Linked DNA regions of Mus musculus: region 2 is linked to region 1. A link is a loop called in an ENCODE intact Hi-C map of the cell type or tissue named here. Cell type or tissue: heart. All regions are shown on one strand. Region 1 holds the start of Zfp821 (zinc finger protein 821). Region 2 overlaps Phlpp2 (PH domain and leucine rich repeat protein phosphatase 2).

Region 1 (5,000 bases):
GGCAAAGCTGGGGCTGAAAGTTGGGCCTTCTAAAACAGGGCTCCTCTTTTTACTTCTCTACGGAGAGACTTCAGGGGTAGGTATGGGTTTTCCGCCCAAATAAGGGGAAAGAAGGGAGAGCAACGGAGAAATAATGACGCGGACAGTAACAGGAGTCGCGTTAGAACGGAGTTGAACCACGTTCAGCCTTTCCAAACACCCTTAGATAGCAACAAGGACCACAAGCTACCTAGGTCCTGTGTCTGTGACCACCTGATAGCTTAGTCCCTCCCACAGAAGCTGTGGGCCCTCTTTCTTTACTTTAAATGCCTCGAGAGTTGAAGAAGCCTTGGGACAAGTGGGAGTGAAGAGGGTTTGTGACTACGGGATGGTTGGCCCAGGTTCGGCTACGGAGGGGGAAGCCTGCGGCGGAGCTGTGGTTGGGGGATGTGGGTTCTGTGGCTGAACTCGACTTTGGGAGAGGAAACCAGCCGGGGAGATGACAGCTGAGTGGAGTTCACCCGCTCTAAAGGTGCGCGGAAACGTCAGGACACCTCCGAAAGCTCTTTAGATGCTCAGCTCCGCGTCGCCAGGACCAGATCGCGGGCGGGGCCCCTCTGGAACGCCCGCGATTGGATGCTCCCTAAGCCCCGCCTTCCCGGACCCTTTTCCCCCGAGGCCCCGCCCACAGCGCCAGGCGCGCGCCTCGGGAGCCGGGAGGGGTCGGGGCGGCGGCGGGAGGAGAGGTGAGGCTCCGGCACGCGCCCCACTCGCTGCGAGAGCGCGAACCGCGCGCTCCCGTCGTCCGCGTCGCCATCTTTTTTTTTTCCCCCCTCCGTCCGTCTGTCTGCCGTTGGCTTTGTCTGTCCGCCGCGCCGCCCCTCGCCTCCCCGCCGCCAGCCCGGCCCGCAGCCACCCTCTGCCCACCGGGGCCGGGTCCCAGAGAGCCCGGGCCCGGCCGGCTGGAGCTGCGGCCGGGGCCCATTGTCCCGCGGTCTGTCCGTCCGGAGGCGGAGCCCAGGGACGCGGAGCGCCGAGGCTGCGGGTAAAGCGCCCCCGCGCCGGGAGTCGGCAACCCGCGTAGCTCCCGACTGCCCGCGCCGCCGCCCGCCTTTTGTTTGCTCGCTCCTGGGGAGGGGCGGGCTGGGTGCTGCGGCGGCGGCCGGGTGCGGGCCTCGCGGGCCGGCGTCTGACAGGCTGGGGTGGAGCTGGGGGAGGGGAGGATGGGCGTGGGAGAGCGGACGGGGCGGGGGGCCCCTGCCGTCCTGGAGCGGGCGGGCGGGCGGGCGGGCTGGCCCAGGAGCTACTAAATTTAGATTTCGGAGGAGGCTAAGTGGTCGTCTGTGGGTTGGTCAGAAACGCGTAGGGAGACCTCTGGCTCCAGTCTAATTACCTGGGATTTACCTCTGCCCCTGTTGGGAAAAGCCAGAGAGACACCCTCTCAACTGATGGCACACCCCAGCTCCAGCGCCGACCCGAGAGGACCCGGGCACAGTGAAATGGCTGTATGATTGTCTTTCTCTTCTCCCTTTTGGCAGCTTCACATCACTCGGATTCGGGCGACTTTACTTTGCTTCGTGGGAACCTCATCAGAGCTGGAGGTGGGAGTGCACCCTCTTTTCTTTAAGGCTGGAAAAGGGCGCGCGCACACACACACGCACATCTGTAGTGTGTGTGCCCTGGAAGCTGCATCCTAACACCTGTGAGAGCAGAGGCAGGATGAGGGGGTGGGGGCCAGTGCATCCTTCCCAAGGACTCTTGACTGTGGCTCTATAGATGACAAAAACAAAAACCCCTACTCCCTTTAAAAGTCGCATCCCTTGTAGGTCGATCCTCAGTTTCCCGTTCTTCCCAGGTTCCTCCCTGAGCAGAAGATACTCAGGCGGCTCGCTATCCAATTACATTCCGAGCTTAAGTTTCACAATTGGGCAGCGCTGAAAGCAAAAGGGACCAAGTGACCTTTTGTACTTATGGGGTCTTGTTTTAAGAGGGTTACAACCTATAAAACTAACCTCAGATATTGTGCAGTTTGGGTCAGGAGTGGCCTCCCCGTGCCATTTGTCTGTCTCCTTACTTATTTTCCATGGTTTCCCCCCCTCCTCTGGACTTTTTCTTTCTAGTGGGTTTTTGAATTCTTGTGCTTTGGCTTTGTTTTGTGCTAAGGGAGGGTGTGTGTTTATTTTGCCTGGATCCCTCAGGTGTGAAGTCCCAGGAGGGACCATCTGGTCAGTTCCCCACTGGGCCACTAGGAGGCTGATGAGAGGCAGTGGTTCAGCTGTGGCTGCAGGTTTCCTCTCTGTGCCTTGTAGCTTTCTTACTGAACCAGTGTCTTGCCAGGATGATCTAAATAGAGCCTGGCACTCCTTCAAACAGACTTTATTACCTCAGTCGCAGAGCTTCGGTTCCTGGTCCTTATGGGGGTAAATGGAGATGAGATATCATTTGTTTTCTGTTACATGGTAGAGAAGTATAGAAAGATTGGCAGTCTGCATCTCATTCAGCTTTCAACTTTGGGAGTCCCCAGACACAGAGAAAGACCTAACGTGTGATATTCAGTCAGAGCCTATATTAAAATGGGTAGGGAGGGCTGGGTGTGGTGGCTCACGCCTTTAATCCCAGCACTTTGGGAGGCAGAGGCAGGCGAATTTCTGAGTTCCAGGACAGCCAGGGCTATACAGAGAAACTCTATCTCGAAAAATTAAAAAAAAAAAAAAAGTAGGGAGAATAAACCAGGCGTAGTAATACCTCTGATCCCATTGGTCAGAAGGCTGAGGCTGGGGAGTCATTGAATCAAGGGGTTTGAATTCTTGTACCTTAAGACTCAATCTCCAAAAAAGAGTAGAGGCAGGGGAAAGGAGTGACTACCCCCTACAACTGGGGGTGTAGCTTAGTCAGTAGTGTGCTTGCCCACTATGCACAAAGACCTACCTAGCGTACACAGAATTTTAGATTCAGTCCCCAGCACCATGGAAGGCTGGGTATGGAGGCAGGTACTGCACCTGCCTGTACTGTGTTGAGACAGGAATATCAGAAGCTCAAGATCACTGTTGGCTCTATATCCCGTTCAAGATGAGTTAGGATGCATGAGACTCTCCAAGAAAAAGAGAACCAGAGAATACATCCCCTTTTATTAGATGTCAGGACGCTGCTCTCTAAAATTGTTCTTTCTGTTGTACATATTAGGAGTTATTTTCCTTTTTTTAATTGAAGGTCTGAAAAGAACTGTGTTTGGTATGCAGCTATGATAGAAGACTGCCTGAAAGCTGCTTCCTTGCCACTTCCTGTGGAGGCCTGTCTTTGCCATTTGCGGTTTCTTTCTTCTTTTGGTAAGGGGAGGCAGGATCTGATTACAGGTCTGAGGGCCTTCTAGCTACATAGAGGAGTAGGTTGGCATTATCAGGTGAGCTTCCTTAACTGGAGTGCACAGTACATCTAGCAGTTTGTTTTAAAGCGGTGAACTATATATTTCTATATGTGAGCCCAGTTTAAGACAGCGAGAACTAAAAAGAACCAGGGAGTGACTAAACCCACATCCCTAACTTAGGTAGAAAACAGAATTTCACCTTTTCCATTTACATTGTTCACTCTGCTGTGTTTGTTTTGTGGTGTTGGGAATCGAACCCAGGGTCTGATGCATGCTAGGCAGGCACTCTGCCAATATATCTCATCCCTAGTCCTCACTCTGTCTTGTAGAGAAAAGGCCACAGCTTCTGCAACTAACCCACTTCAGAGTCTCTTACATTGCTTATGGCTGAGAACCAGTGTTGTGGTTAACAAGGAACCTCCAGGTTTGAGAATTTGCCTGCCCGTCTATCAGATGGGCAGCTGCACATCTCTGCTGCTCCTCTTGTATAGGGCGCTTCGCCCTTTATTCCTCACTGGTCTCTTGCTACACAGCAAAATTGAGAAGAGGCTAGATTATGACTTTTGACCTCTTCAGACCCATCTGAGCAGGGCCAGCTGGAGTTGTACATTAGGAGACTGAATTAGTACTCCACCATGTGAGAGGCATCTACTTTTCTGCAGAGAGCGTGTCTTAAGTGGTGGAAGTTTGATTTGCTCTTGTATCATCATGCCTCGGCCTTATTGCAGATAAGTGATACCCTTGCTGCTTCTAAGCATCGTTCCTTAGAAAACTTTCTAGAGATACAGACTCCAGGTCTTGACTTCCAGTTGCACATGTGCCAGGTCAGCCACTACAGGTCATTGTTTGTTGTCTTTTTGCTTTCTTTCACATCCGTGGGAGCAATCCCTTTACCCACAGTACTTCTAACCTTGATTGCCCGGATTTGCATCCTTTTCTATCCAGTGCTCTTGACTTCGACCACTTAGTAGTAGTCTGAATCCCAAAGACAGCTTTATAGAAGAAGTCTCATAAGTAGTCGCCTCTCGAGTTTCTTGGTCCTTGACTTTGAGTTAGACATTTAGTTACCTTTTTCATTTCATTAGTTTAGTTATTTATATCTAGTGAGTTTTATATGCTCAAGAAGTATTTTTTAAGATCCTTAAATGTTCTAATTTTATAATTTCTGGGAAGAATAACAGGCTAACAATATTTTATTTTATTTTATTTTATTTTCTTATTATTGCAGGTCAGCACCGTACGAGGAGGTAGTGACCTGTCCAGGGGTGAAACTGGGGAAGAACGGAGCTTGGATATCAGGGAAACATGTCCCGTAGGAAACAGACAAACCCAAATAAAGTTCACTGTGAGTACTGGGCTTTGTCTTTTGAAACCTGGGTTGGAATGAAAGAGGAGCCTGAGTTTTGGGGGAGAGGCTCACACTCATTTGTTGGGGGGCGGGGGGAGAAAGGGCTAAAGATTCCCAGTATGGATTTGAAGTATAAAGTTACTAGAGTGCTGTCTAACTTGCCCAAGGGGTATGTATATGTGTTTGATTCATCTTTAATATGAACAATTACAGGAAACTTATTTTGTGAAAAAGTATATTAGGTGTCAAGGCTGTGAAGCAATAAAACATAACTAAACTATAATACAGAAGAAACATAAACATATAAGC
Region 2 (5,000 bases), 210 kb after region 1:
AGTTTCTGTGTCACTGTTTTCATGTTGCTGTGTCTAAATTATAGGAGCAAGACACTGTTCCAGTCCACAAAGCACAGAGGATTGCTTTCAGCCCGCATGGAGCAGCACACGCTCCGAGTTCTAGTGTGAATGAACAGACCCTGTCCCAGGAGTGTAGGGAGCACACGTGCCAGAAACAGAATGACAGTGCTCTCTACAGTGAGTGTGCTCTCTACAGTGACTGTGCTCTCTACAGTGAGTGTAGCAGTGACAGAGTGACAGAAAATCCACACGGACAGAAGCATCATATAACCTGGTAGTCTGGCTGCAGTGAATCCAAGTTCTTTTATTCCAGTCTTAATTACTAATACAAACTCTCATGCCATATAGTAGCCAGTACATATGTATATATGCATATATGTGGTTTATAGAATGAAAATAAGCTAAAGAGGCTGCTGCAGAATTTAAGAGATTTCAGAGAGTCTGTATTAATAAGGTAATGAACCAGACGAATGCCAGGAGAGACCTGCTGTAGTTAGGTTTGAGAGCAAAGCGACAGACTTCAGCTGCAAGGTGAAAGGCTGAGCAAAACCATAGACAGAGAGTCAGGAACAGATTAAGAGCAGGAAACAGCATGTCAGGCAGGTCCAGGTCCAGAAAGGCAAACAGGTAGTCACAGACTACATAAAGAATGGGGTCTACCTGAGCTGAAGCTCAAGGAGTAGTAGGGGAGGCATTAGTCCTACACACAAACACACACACACACACACACACACCAGGAATCAGATGGTAGGTTGGTATGAAGCCCATACCATCACAGTGTTTAATGTCTGTCACCTTTATGGGTTCCAGATAAGTGAGTCATACCCTTTTCTTGGCCTGACATGTCCAATAAGTTATTGGGCCTAGTTTTCTTGATGTGATTTTAATATGTTCATATGCCCCTACAGTCTCAATTAATCCCAATAAACTTACAGGGTAGCTCTCTTTGGTCCCCAGGAATAAGTCATTTATCAGCCTGTGCTGGATGTGTGGTGACTGGTACCTGGGTTACCCAGGGGCTGGAGGCATCCTTCTTCCTCAAAATGGAGTCAAAGCTGCTGTTCACAGCCTGAAAAACCACTCTGCTTCATACAACGTGGGATGACTTAGAGCAGAGATTAGCTTCATCAGCAACTAGAGATGGTCTGTGGGAATGCTTTTCAGGGTAAAAGGCCTTGTGTGTATAGAGACCACTGTTTTGTCTATTTGAGACAGTCTCATGATGTTGAAGCCATTTTTATGGAGAGTTCTTTACCAGTTAGGCTTGTTATGTATTTTGTTTAGGTTTTAGTGTTTTAAGGAAGTTTCACTGTACCACCCAAGTTGATTTCAGACTTAGCCTTCAAGTACTGGGATTGTAGGTGTACTTACCATGCTTGGCAGTTTTCTGTGTTTAAGGAAGGAAAGGAAAAGAAACGTGTTCACTTTCACTAACTGCCAGAAATGACAATTTAACTACTTTATCATCCTCAGTTTGAAGGGGGACGTGCTAAGTGTGACCAGAGACTAGACTTGGTATCTCTCTCCTGGAGTCCTCACTATAGCCAGTGAGAATTTGAATGAAACCACCTCAGGAGAAGGTGACCATGTCAGAGAAGTGGCAGAGCTGTGTGAACAGTGATTTCCTGCTGCCATTTATCACAGAGCTACCTACACACAGAAGGATTGTCACAGTGTTGTGTTGTGTTGTGGTGAAAACGTCGGACTGTTAACAGGAAAATGGGTCAATCAGCAATGATAGATTTACATGGTAGATTTTGTACAATAGCGGAAATGGATGGACTAAAGCTTTGCGTACTGGTGCAAATAAGCCTTGGAAGCAGTTTTTGACTAAGAAACAAAATTGCATGATCATAGTGTACTGTGTAAGTTATACCAAAGCCTAAACACAGAAACAGCATGTTCTAGGTTAAAACTGTACCACAAATGATACATTCAGGGAAATGTTTGCCTCTTGGTGCTAAGGCAAAGCATACAAGTCAGGCATCAGTGTGTAAGAGCTAACTGATGATGGCGGAAAACTGCTTTTTTTTCTTTGTTTTTCTGTGTTGGAATATGTTGCTAGAGACTTCCGTTTTCTGTCTTTCATCATGTTATGGAGGTTCACTCATGGCTCAGATGAATCCTGAATCAGGTCTAACTGTTGAGCAGGACTGCAGGGTGACTCTGTAGGTAAAAGAACTTATCACAGCCAAGCCTGACGACCTGAGTTCTGTCCCTTGGACCTACAGGGTGGAAAGAGAGAACCAGTTTCCACAAGCTGTCCTCTGGCCACCATATGTCACCGCATGCAGACACAGACACAGACATACATGCATGCAGAGATAAATAAGTAAGTGTAATAATAAAAAAGAGCTTGTTGAGTAAAAACTGTGTGCTGTGGCCACACTTGTAATCCCAGTACTTGGGAGGATCAGGAGTTTCAGGCTAGCTTGAGACACAAAGTCAATTTCTATTTCAGCCTACCACTACCCTTAGAAAAGCCAAAACAACAATAACAACAATGTCTTGAGTGCTAACTGGCACTGTGTATTGATATGCCTGAGGTTCCTCTCTTGGTTCATATTCATCATCTATGCATAGATCACTTCACATGTGTGTGGATGATAGATTCATAGTCACTCTGAATTGGAGCAGCCCTACCTACGTGCCCAGCAGCCCTACATTAAGTAGTCATGGAGTGTTTGCCATCAGTCGGCTGTCAGGGTCCTTACATTCTACCACCTAGAAACCACCTCTAGACGAGGAGGAGTGCTGGCTTCAGCAACTTTTGTACCTCATGACATGGCAGTGAGTTGGGTAGCCAGGCCTGGTGGCTCCCTCTAGTGTTACAACTCCTACATAGGTCTTTGTAGTAGAGCCCTTAATCCTGCAGGTGAAGCACTGCCTAGGAAGTCAGGATTCCTCGGCCTGCAGCAGCAGTTGGCATTGTAGCTTCTAGACAGACCTAAATGTCAGGAGTCCTCATCCCTTGATAGCAGCCACTGTTATAGCTTCCAGACCTGGGATGTCTGAAGACTTAATAGCTTGCTGCTATTCTTCCAGCAACTAGGGCTTGCAGGTGCTTTTTTCTGCCTCTTTATAGCCCCTGCTTTGTTCCAGATTAGCTTTCTACCCTCTTTTGCTTTCTCTGTACTTCCTCTGCCATCCTTGTCCCTGGCCTGGCTGCTCCTCAGCTGCCTCTTGTTAGTCCACGTCCCAGGAAACCACTACTGCTGCCCTGCGGGCTTTCAAGCTTGTAGCTCTCCTTAGCTTCTTCCTCAGTTCTCAAGAAGACAGTTTTGTCATCTTTAAGCTTAGCATGCTCCAATGTCCTGATGTGCTGCCTCAGCCACCACCGCAGCTCCACTGTCCCTGCTGCTGCTTTCTCTGTAACCAGCTTAGCCTCTTCTGGTAAGGGAGGCAAGAAAAAAATAACTCGAGAGAAATCTTGTATTAGAGCTAATTGTTGTGGCTCCAGCTGACTCATCAAGTGAGCAGAAAGCTTGCTCACACCAGTCACAGCAAACCTCTCATGCGAAGGAAGGTTTGTATTTACACCACTCTTAATGGTCCCTCTGCTAGGCCACTAGGGTTAAGTGTCTCTGGCTTAGGTGGGAGTGGTTATAGAGACATCTAGGATTCATCAAGACTTGTGACAGGAAAAAGTCACATATAAACTGTTTGAAACAGCCCTGGCTTGAGGATGTCGCCTCAGGAGCCCCTTTAAAAGCTGCAGTAAATAGCAGCACAGTTGTCATATATTTCCTCTAGGTTTCCTGGTATGGTCATAAGGTCGGTGCTGGCCTAAAGTCATTTGGCTGACTGGTAATCATTTTGCTTAACACAGTCGGGGGCAGCAAGGGAGAGTCCAGCATCTGCCAGTTAAGACACCAAATTGCTTTATCTCCCAACACTTTTCCCTTTTTACAAGAAAACAAATATTAGAAGGGATGCTTACAGTAAGAATTTAAGTAACATCATTAATACTAGTAGTGATTTTTGCTAGGTATTATAACATTTTAACAAAGTTCAAAACCTGTTCAGAGCCCTATGAAGGAATGAATCTCTCAGATGTGTTTCATATTCACACACACACAAAGAACATTCAAAAGATATAACCACATGCAATAGTGTGAACAGAGCATAATGTGGAGTCAGACCAAAGCATATGCAGGAAGGCAAGAGAAGAGACTCAGGAGTCCAAGGCCATCCTCAGGTACATAGTGAGTTCAAGGCCAGCCTGGGCTACATGAGACCTTGCCTCAAAATGAAAGAGAAGATAGCAAAGTATGTCTGGGATTACAAATGTGCACCACCGTGCTTGGTTCATGCAGTGCTTGGTTAGAGCCCAGGGCTTCCTCCGTGCTGGGTCAGCCAGCATGTGGCCGACCGAGCTGCCATCTCCAGCCATCATGGACCCTTTTATCTCCCAGTATTTGGGAAAGTAAAGCAAGATTATGAGTTCAAAGCCACCTGGGCTACCCAGAAACCTCCTGTTGGGTGGGGCATGGAGGAAAGTTTGGTTTTATAACTGGCAGGTGTTGTCTGCTGTTTGTAACCAGGGTAGAAAGTGGTACGTTTGAGTGTGTGGTGGCTAGAAGAGGAGATGAGGAAATGCTCAGGAGGTGGCAATACCTTGGGGATGGTCTGAGCCTTAGCTCACTGCTGTTCCATTTCACTGATCCATACACTTAGGATTGGTTCTCTAGCTGCGTTATACTTCAATTAAAAATGACGTTATTTTTACCAAAAATGTAGATATTGTCCTGGAGAGATGGCTCAGTGGTTAAGAGTTCTCAGAGCTCCTAAAGAGGACCTGAGTTAGGTCTCTAGCACCCGTGTGAGGCTCTCAGAGTTACCTGCTAACTCCACCTCCGGGGAGATCCAATTTCTCTGCTCTCTGGGGACTCCTGCACGGTATGTTCATGCCACACACATACATGTAATTAAAAAGAAATGCTTTTTAAAAATCTAAGTATTAATTTTTCAAGTTATAA

What was found. A loop is a pair of places that touch in the nucleus more often than their neighbours do. Peaks named below come from ENCODE experiments on the same cell type or tissue, not always from the same donor. Only the 100,000 strongest peaks of a DNase experiment are listed, where the experiment ranks them.
Region 2: a loop joins it to region 1, with 2.4 times the contacts of the local background. A loop is called at or near these places in 2 of 42 quality-filtered maps.

Annotation. Positions count from the first base shown.
Region 1 is chr8:109,704,840-109,709,839 of GRCm38, forward strand. Zfp821 (zinc finger protein 821) reads left to right here and starts at 707. Exons shown (of 9, transcript NM_001167946.2): 1 at 707-1,024; 2 at 1,518-1,580; 3 at 3,190-3,305; 4 at 4,572-4,688. The coding sequence starts at 4,649. In heart, a CTCF peak has its summit at 2,225; DNase peaks (open chromatin) are centred at 652 and 2,202; H3K4me3 peaks cover 2,502 bases; H3K27ac peaks cover 1,785 bases.
Region 2 is chr8:109,914,657-109,919,656 of GRCm38, forward strand. The region is part of intron 9 of Phlpp2 (PH domain and leucine rich repeat protein phosphatase 2); the gene reads left to right. Among named protein-coding and RNA genes, the nearest start is that of Marveld3, 45 kb to the right of the region's middle. In heart, a CTCF peak has its summit at 2,856 (motif pointing left); no DNase peak of the experiment used is centred here.